Linked DNA regions of Homo sapiens: regions 2 and 3 are each linked to region 1. A link is a loop called in an ENCODE intact Hi-C map of the cell type or tissue named here. Cell type or tissue: B cell. All regions are shown on one strand. Region 1 has its middle 88 kb from the start of MIR1302-6. Region 2 has its middle 150 kb from the start of HDAC9. Region 3 has its middle 170 kb from the start of HDAC9.

Region 1 (2,500 bases):
AATAACATGCAGTCATCTCAATACATGTGCATAGGCCAGGGTAGTTCTATAATATAATAAAGATTCCCTATCTTTAACTTACAATGAGCACCTTATTAAACATTTAGCAGAGTTGTTTCCAACAAAACCAGATGTACAGATGCCTATCACCAACATTAGGAAGAAACTGTAACATTCTTACCAATACGATAGAAAAAGAACTAAAATTTGAAAATATTGGGATGGCAGATTATGTATACTTATAATATTACTGATTATCTAATAAAAATAAGAGATTTCAGTGAAATCCATGAACTTTAATGAGATTTTGTTAAACTTTCAAATATGCCAATAAGAACAGTTGGAAAACTTTCTGGGAAAAGCTCCAACTAACCAACTAATCAATCAACCAATTAATCAATCTCTCTGTTCTATCTCTCAAACTCTCTCTGTCTCTCTCTCTCTCTCTCTCACACACACACACACACACACACAGACACGCAGGCACACACATACACACATACATTTCATGCTGCATACACCTAAAAATAAAATTGTGGTATTTACTGAAAAAAGAAAGGAAGGGTGCCTTCTGAAGAGGTGCGAGACGAGAGAAGCCATAGTGAAGAAATGACACAACTCTAGAAAGCCATCATGCATATGAATATGATATACCAGATGAATGACTTCTTTCTTTATGAGAAATGTTTCAGAAATTGTCTAAATATGTATTTATATGATTGACAAAAACAGCTTGGAATATGCCAATGGTGCCCAAGGGTATATAACAAACATTTTCAGCCCAATGCTTATCTTTTCTTCAGGAAGACCAAGGCAAGAAAGACCCCCATGAGATGAAGTAAATACGTTTTCCTTTCATCTACTATTTCCTTTGGAGTCACTAACCTTCAAAAGCCCCACTATTCGGGGACTACATTTTATGTCACAAGAGAGCAGTGCCCCCTTTTGGTGCCAAATGCCAAAAGTTCTTTGAGGGCAAGGACACAGTCACTTCTGCAGATCCTCAACACTGCCACATAAAATCATTTAAGCAAAGCAAACTATTAAGCTACCAATCCTTCACATGGTAAAAGAGGAACAATTTACCCACATTAGCATAAACATGGATACATTTGGCAAAGATCACTTTTCATGTATCATGTTCTTTTCTTGAACACCAACTATAGGACCTTACATGCTAACAGAAAACTGATGTATATTAATTGAGTGCATAGGCCTTGTTGGCTCTTTCTAACACAAATCTCTTGACATAAAGAAAGGACCGGGACTTTCTCTAGAACTAATATGTCTATAATGTCTCTCATCTAATGATATCAAAATGCTTTTTTCGACTGGCCCACGGAGGTATCAGATTTCATATTCAAATCTAGATCTTGCGTACAACTCTGTGAAATATGAAAAATAGAGTTCAGTAATTGTTTGGATATAAAATTGTCTAATAGAATAGGGTAGAATAGAATAATCCATTTATTAGAAAGGAATATTATCTGTTTCTCCCTTTCATTTCCAAGAAACAACAAATAACACCAACTCTTTGCTAACAAACAGCATAAGCCCATTATCATACCATAGTACTTAAGTATAAACTGTTCTATTATTTTATGGTATCTTTCAAGAAGTACCATTTTATAGCTGCAAATGAAAATAATACCAACAGTATGCTCTTCCAAAATAGTCAAAAGTAATAAGATCTTTTCCATGCCCCCATCAGTTTGCTTTGAGTGGACAGAACCATAACAAAGAGGTCTTTTTATAAACAATGCTTTGCTTTATTTCCTGCTACCTATGACAGAATTTGCAGGTATGCCCTGCTGCATTCACTAATGAATTTATCTCACTTTGTTAAATAAAAACATAAAGGTATTATTTTGCTTTTGTAAATGTTATACACATTATATATAAGCTTATATATAATGGCTATCATATATTATATATAAGTTTCCTATGCTGTTTCATATCACACAAGTGCTTACCAATTTCTTCAATTACTACCCATCAGTGTAATTCTTAACTATATACTGGAAAAGCATCAAAGTGAGATTTTTTCCCCAGCAGTATGAATTATTTTTAAAGCACATCAGTTATAATTCATCTAACAAGGTGGGATGAGAGAGATCAGACTCTTTCACATACAATCTGAGCTTAAAATAAATGCTAAGAAGCAATACTGTAAATTCCTTGAAGTATATGAAGATGGCCAGAGGCATGCATTTACCTCTGAAAAAGCAGCCCTAGTTAGGTCAAATGCCAATTTTCATAGCTTAATGGGTGGAATTAAAGATCCTGAGCCAGACACACCATTAATACAAGAGTAGCTTCAAATTCTGGCTGTAATACTTTCTGTATGATGTTGAATAATCATCATTCTAGTGATAATTCTAGAACAATTATACTCTATTAATATAAAAATGTTATATTAATAGTGACATCCTTATCTGCAAAACAGAATAAAAATATATACCTTATAATACTATGTTGTAGTGAGGCTTAAATGCAATAA
Region 2 (2,500 bases), 130 kb before region 1:
TGGGAAATTTTCTCCTGTTGCTATGAGATTTTGGTGAAATATAACTGATGAGAATCATCAATAAACCATACCAGTGTCTATTGTAATTGTGGAAGAAAAAAGTGTCTTTCGATCCCATTGACCATTACCTTATCAAAAAGCAAAAACATCTTATTTTCAGATGGGAAGGAGAAGATTCTGAGAGTATATTTACTAAAAATACTATTTCCTGGTCAGATGATTTTTTTTCTTTTAATGACAGCAAAAGAACAATGTAAAAACTGCAACTCTCCTCTTCAATCTAAGGTAAATAATTCCCAGAAAATATTCACATATATCTTTTAGTTCAACATAAATGAAAGGAAAAAATGCAAGTTGTGTTAATAGCGGTTGTGACATCTAACAAAAGCAAAACTACAAAAGCTAAAACAGCATGTGACAATTTTTGAGAGTTAAATTATCCAAATTCTCTCATAAAAATAGTCATAAAGATGTAATGACAATGAGTGACCCTTGTTTCAAAGCACTGTCAAGTTAACTGTACTTTGAAATCTAGTTCAATTTATCTGCAACATCAAGCCATCAATTTCAAAGGTTTTATAATTCATAAGACATTTTTAAAATAGAAACATTTTGGGTTTTTTGCAGCACAATTACTGCTATCCTAGGAAGGAGAAAGAAACTTTCTTCATTATGGGCCATAACATAACTTTTCTTTAGCAAAATGATCTGTAATTAAACCAATTACATTTAGCATTCAAAAATTCAGAATGTTGTTTCTATATTTTCTAAATTAGCATTGGTCTACTTTAGTCTCTCTAGAAAAAATTGAGAAAAATGAGTTCCTGAAAACTTAAAATACCTACCTTTAAACTCATGTCGTTTCTGCTGTGTTTGGAACATAAATGTACTATACATGCGGCTCCTTGAAGAGAAACAGACAGAAACAGGAGTCGTTGGAAAAGAGTCAACTCTAATGCATGCCAGAGGCCAGCAGGGGGAGTAAAATCCCAAAAATACAGGTAAAAGGGGAAAAAAAATGCTGAATGAAGGTATAGGCAGCACCAACTTGTAAAGAAAAGAGAATCAGTCACCCAGTCAAATAAAAGGTGAAAATCAGATTCTTCAGGGCCTTGGCTCAAGAAGATAAAATGAATTCTCATCCACCTGTGAGAAACAAATGCACCTCTTTCTATGTATGTTCCAGGGAGCATAATAAGCTAAAAGGGCAAAAAATTGTCCTTGAAATTTTGTAGTTTTTTTTTTTTTTTTGTCTTCTGTTGAATAATAAAGGGAACAAAGTGTCTTATGAGAACACAATCATGTACTTTCACTAAACAACAATTCATTAAATGAACAAGCTTTGAATCCCGCTGTGTGGTTGGCTAGGAGAATTGTGATTCCTAATGTCAATAACCTCTTAATCAGATATTTGTTCTAATATATGAAAGGAAATAATGCTTAGTATGATCTGCATGGATTAACAATTTAGAAGCACAAAGGAGGGAGAAATTCCTGAAAGCAATGAAGAACTAAAGAACATTTTAGGCTAAAATATATTCTACATTCTAATGTTTCATTTTAAGTCATTTTGTACACAAGGACACAGCATTATCTAGAAGAAAGAAAATTCTGGGCTTTGGAAACACAATATCCCTTTCAGGTCATAGAATTACCAATGCATCTGATTAAATTATTACCTGTCATACCTCTCAGGAGCACCTACTACCATCTGACAGGTGTTTGCTTGCTGGTTATTTCACTCATTACATAAGTGAAGGGCTATAAACTTCATCTTCTCTTATTTCCATTAAGATGTGAGGCCGTGAGCTTTTAGTAGAGAGCCCAAGATCATCCAAATCCCGATTATGCAAGCTCTCTGTGGAATGACCTGACTGATTACTTTTTAATAGAAGATTTGTTCATTAAAGACTGCAGCTCCTTATGGATTTTACTTATCAATCCTTAGAATTTGGTGAATTTTTTTCAGTGTTAAAAAGAGAAAGTTTTGCTAGAAAATCTTCAACTGTGCAGTTAACACTGAATTTGATAAACAGTACATTCCCAGTAACAGCCACCAAAATTCCAAGTTAAATCTGTGCCCTTGGAATAATGCCAAAATGCCACAGCATATTTGCACTTTGAACAAATTGCAAATTTTTAACTCCTATTTTTTTCTGCCAAAACAAAGGCTGAAAATATGTGGATTCTATCTTCCCTGAAAACTTTACAATGGTAATTTGGGATGCAAAGAAAAATGATTTTAAGACCAATAGAATGGTAGATTAATTTGATTTACTATTTAAGTACGAATACTACCTGAACAATTTCTGGAAGCCATTTGTAAACATAAGTGCTATGAAACAGTCACTAACATAATCTATATGTGAAATCAGACAATATTATTAGAATTCTTTCTGTGCTACTTGGCCAATATTCTTAACCATTCAACCTCAGTTTCCTTATCTGTGAAATGAGGATAATAATACCTTATAAGCTTGTTGGAAGAAGTCATTGAAAT
Region 3 (2,500 bases), 110 kb before region 1:
TCTCTTGCTAAGTAGAAGATAAGGGACGCGGTATATCAAAATGATACGTTCCCATTAAGTAAGCCTTGAAAGTTATTCTCACTGACAAATCAAAGATGTATCTAACTATACTCTTGGAGGTAAAATGGATTCTGTGATATCTGATATGGTAATCCACAAAAATTAGTTACTCTGTGATAGCTTAGAACCATGACAGTTACACTCAATATCCCTTTCTCAACATCCAAAAATCTTTCTCTTATGCCCAAAGTTTGTGATTATGAAAAAGAAACAGGCCAAGTAATTCAAATTGTGATGCTCACATTCATATCCTAAAGTATGGGACTAGAAAAAATAATTTTCTGATTGTGCCCCAGCTTTACAGATGAACAGTGTTTAATGCTGCTAAATCGATAGTGAAGAAGGGATTACTTTAATACAGGCTTTACATGTAGATGATATTGTTCTAAATGTTATTGTCAGGAGATGGTTCAAATAAGAGAGAAAGGACCTGAGAAGGCCGAGTGACATGGGAGCTTTACATTTATTCCACTAGAAATCTCAAAGGCATTCTCACCTCAAAGAAGAGTAAAATAAATTTAACTAGTTTGAAATGTTAAATATCTCTCTAAAAATGAGGCGAATACATAATGGAAAGCAGAAATATTTCGATTTCTGCCCTACTTTTTATATAAATTCTAAATGAAATATTCAAAGCTACAAAAAAGTTACAGCTCTCCAATTTAAAAGAAGTGGATAACAACATTTATATGGTTCTATTGTGCACCAGGGCGCGTCTCATCTGGGGCACACTATACAATTTGATTGGAACTTGGCTTAGTTCAGGAAAGAGAAGAAAAGCTAATAAGGCAATTATTCATGTGCTACCTAAAATCAGACAGGAATTTGAACCTTCTTCAAAAAGGCACAGTATATAAAGGAACAGTCTTTCCAAACCTCACCAATATGTACAATTTCTGAACTAAACCACTTTCCCATGTAATTTTCTTATTCCTGTAATTCCACAATAACACAAACATTTTTTTAAAAAGCATATAAAATGATTCTGTGGTTAAAATGGAGTATCTTCAGCAACATAAAGGCATATCACCTATTTAGAATGGCCTGTTATTGAGTTTATGACCATTCTCTAGCTCACCTTTTTCCTTTCTCTTGTGTGGTACATGGAATATGGTAAGTATTAAAAACACATGTGAAACAAGTAGGGAGATGAATAAGGTAGATGAACTAATGATGAATGGATAGGATGGAAAGAGTATGAAGGTTCTGAAGGTCTGGAGTTAACCAGGGAGGAGAGAGAATAATATGTAAGGGAAGAGATAGAAAAAGTAGTTGTAAATACTAAGAACAATTTCCATCTCCTCCACTAGGTGGACTCAAGCCAGATCTGACTTGAGTAGGGAAATTTCTGACACATCTATAGAACTTGCCTTACATATGTTAGAGTCCTTAGGCCTTGAGGTGTGGATAGAGGAACCTATTTGGTCAAGTTCTATGAAAATACGTAGCCTACAAAAATGGCGATTGCATATGTTCAACCTAAGACAAATATTTTTATTCTCAATACTAGTTATTTCCTTAATTATCTCTCTCTTCTCTCTTCCTCTAAACCATGACTTAGATAAATGTGCTGGAAAGTGGACAATTGGAAAGTTCTCCTAAAAAGTTTATGGGACTGCTTGAGGTCACACAGCTGGCCACAGGCAGAGCAGGGGCCAAGCAAATAGGGTCTACCCCCGGCCCAGTGCTCTTTCCACAACACTATTGTGACAACTGGGGTGGGGGGTGTCCAAGGAGAGAAACAAAGTGGGAGGAAATGTCAGACTTATCTGCTCACTCAGAAATTCACTAAAGGACATAATTATATCTACCAAAATAGAGATCCCTTCCTCCTCATATACCAGAGCACAATGAAGGAATAAAAAATGAGTCAGCAGAAAGAATGACAGGTCCTTCAAGTTCCATGAGCTAACAGCACTTTTAAAGAGTAAATCCCAAGTTTGCCAAATTCAAGAGTCCTCTGCTGGTGATTAGTTAACGTGATTGACAATAAGGGATACTCTGAAGAGCCACCGATCCTGCAGCAACACATCTTTCAAGGTTGGACAGGAGAGCCGGTACAAAGGATTTTATTCCCTCAGTCATTATTACTGTCCTGAAAAATAAGAGCTTGTACTATTCACAGCAAGCTCCTCCATTAGCTGGAAGTTAAAGACAGATTTCGAAGCCTTGTGGAGGTGTCACCACTGGATTTAATGAGAAATCAACCACAGAGTACAGGAAGGGAGAAAAATACAGTACAATCAAGTATCTGATCAACCCAAATTAATCTCATAAGCAGATAAAAGGAAGTTAATAGGCTGCTACTGCAAGCATCCTTGATGATCACTGGGCCCCTCAGTGTGGTTGAATGTCCTCAAGACATTTCATCCACGGATTTGCTGATGAGCCTGTTAAAAGTCAGGCTGCCTATAGTGACTAGCAGGTGCTGAAGTAAGTT

Evidence for each region. A loop is a pair of places that touch in the nucleus more often than their neighbours do. Peaks named below come from ENCODE experiments on the same cell type or tissue, not always from the same donor. Only the 100,000 strongest peaks of a DNase experiment are listed, where the experiment ranks them.
Region 2: it touches region 1 in a loop (14-fold over the local background); 15 of 110 quality-filtered maps call a loop at or near these places.
Region 3: it touches region 1 in a loop (7-fold over the local background); 15 of 110 quality-filtered maps call a loop at or near these places.

Annotation. Positions count from the first base shown.
Region 1 is chr7:18,214,081-18,216,580 of GRCh38, reverse strand. It overlaps a transcript of HDAC9 not described here. Among named protein-coding and RNA genes, the nearest start is that of MIR1302-6, 88 kb to the right of the region's middle. In B cell, no CTCF peak of the experiment used is centred here; a DNase peak (open chromatin) is centred at 940; H3K4me3 peaks cover 530 bases; H3K27ac peaks cover 830 bases.
Region 2 is chr7:18,344,324-18,346,823 of GRCh38, reverse strand. It overlaps a transcript of HDAC9 not described here. Among named protein-coding and RNA genes, the nearest start is that of HDAC9, 150 kb to the left of the region's middle. In B cell, CTCF peaks have their summits at 814 and 1,015 (motif pointing right); a DNase peak (open chromatin) is centred at 983.
Region 3 is chr7:18,320,046-18,322,545 of GRCh38, reverse strand. It overlaps a transcript of HDAC9 not described here. Among named protein-coding and RNA genes, the nearest start is that of HDAC9, 170 kb to the left of the region's middle. In B cell, CTCF peaks have their summits at 1,175 and 1,380; a DNase peak (open chromatin) is centred at 1,375; H3K27ac peaks cover 410 bases.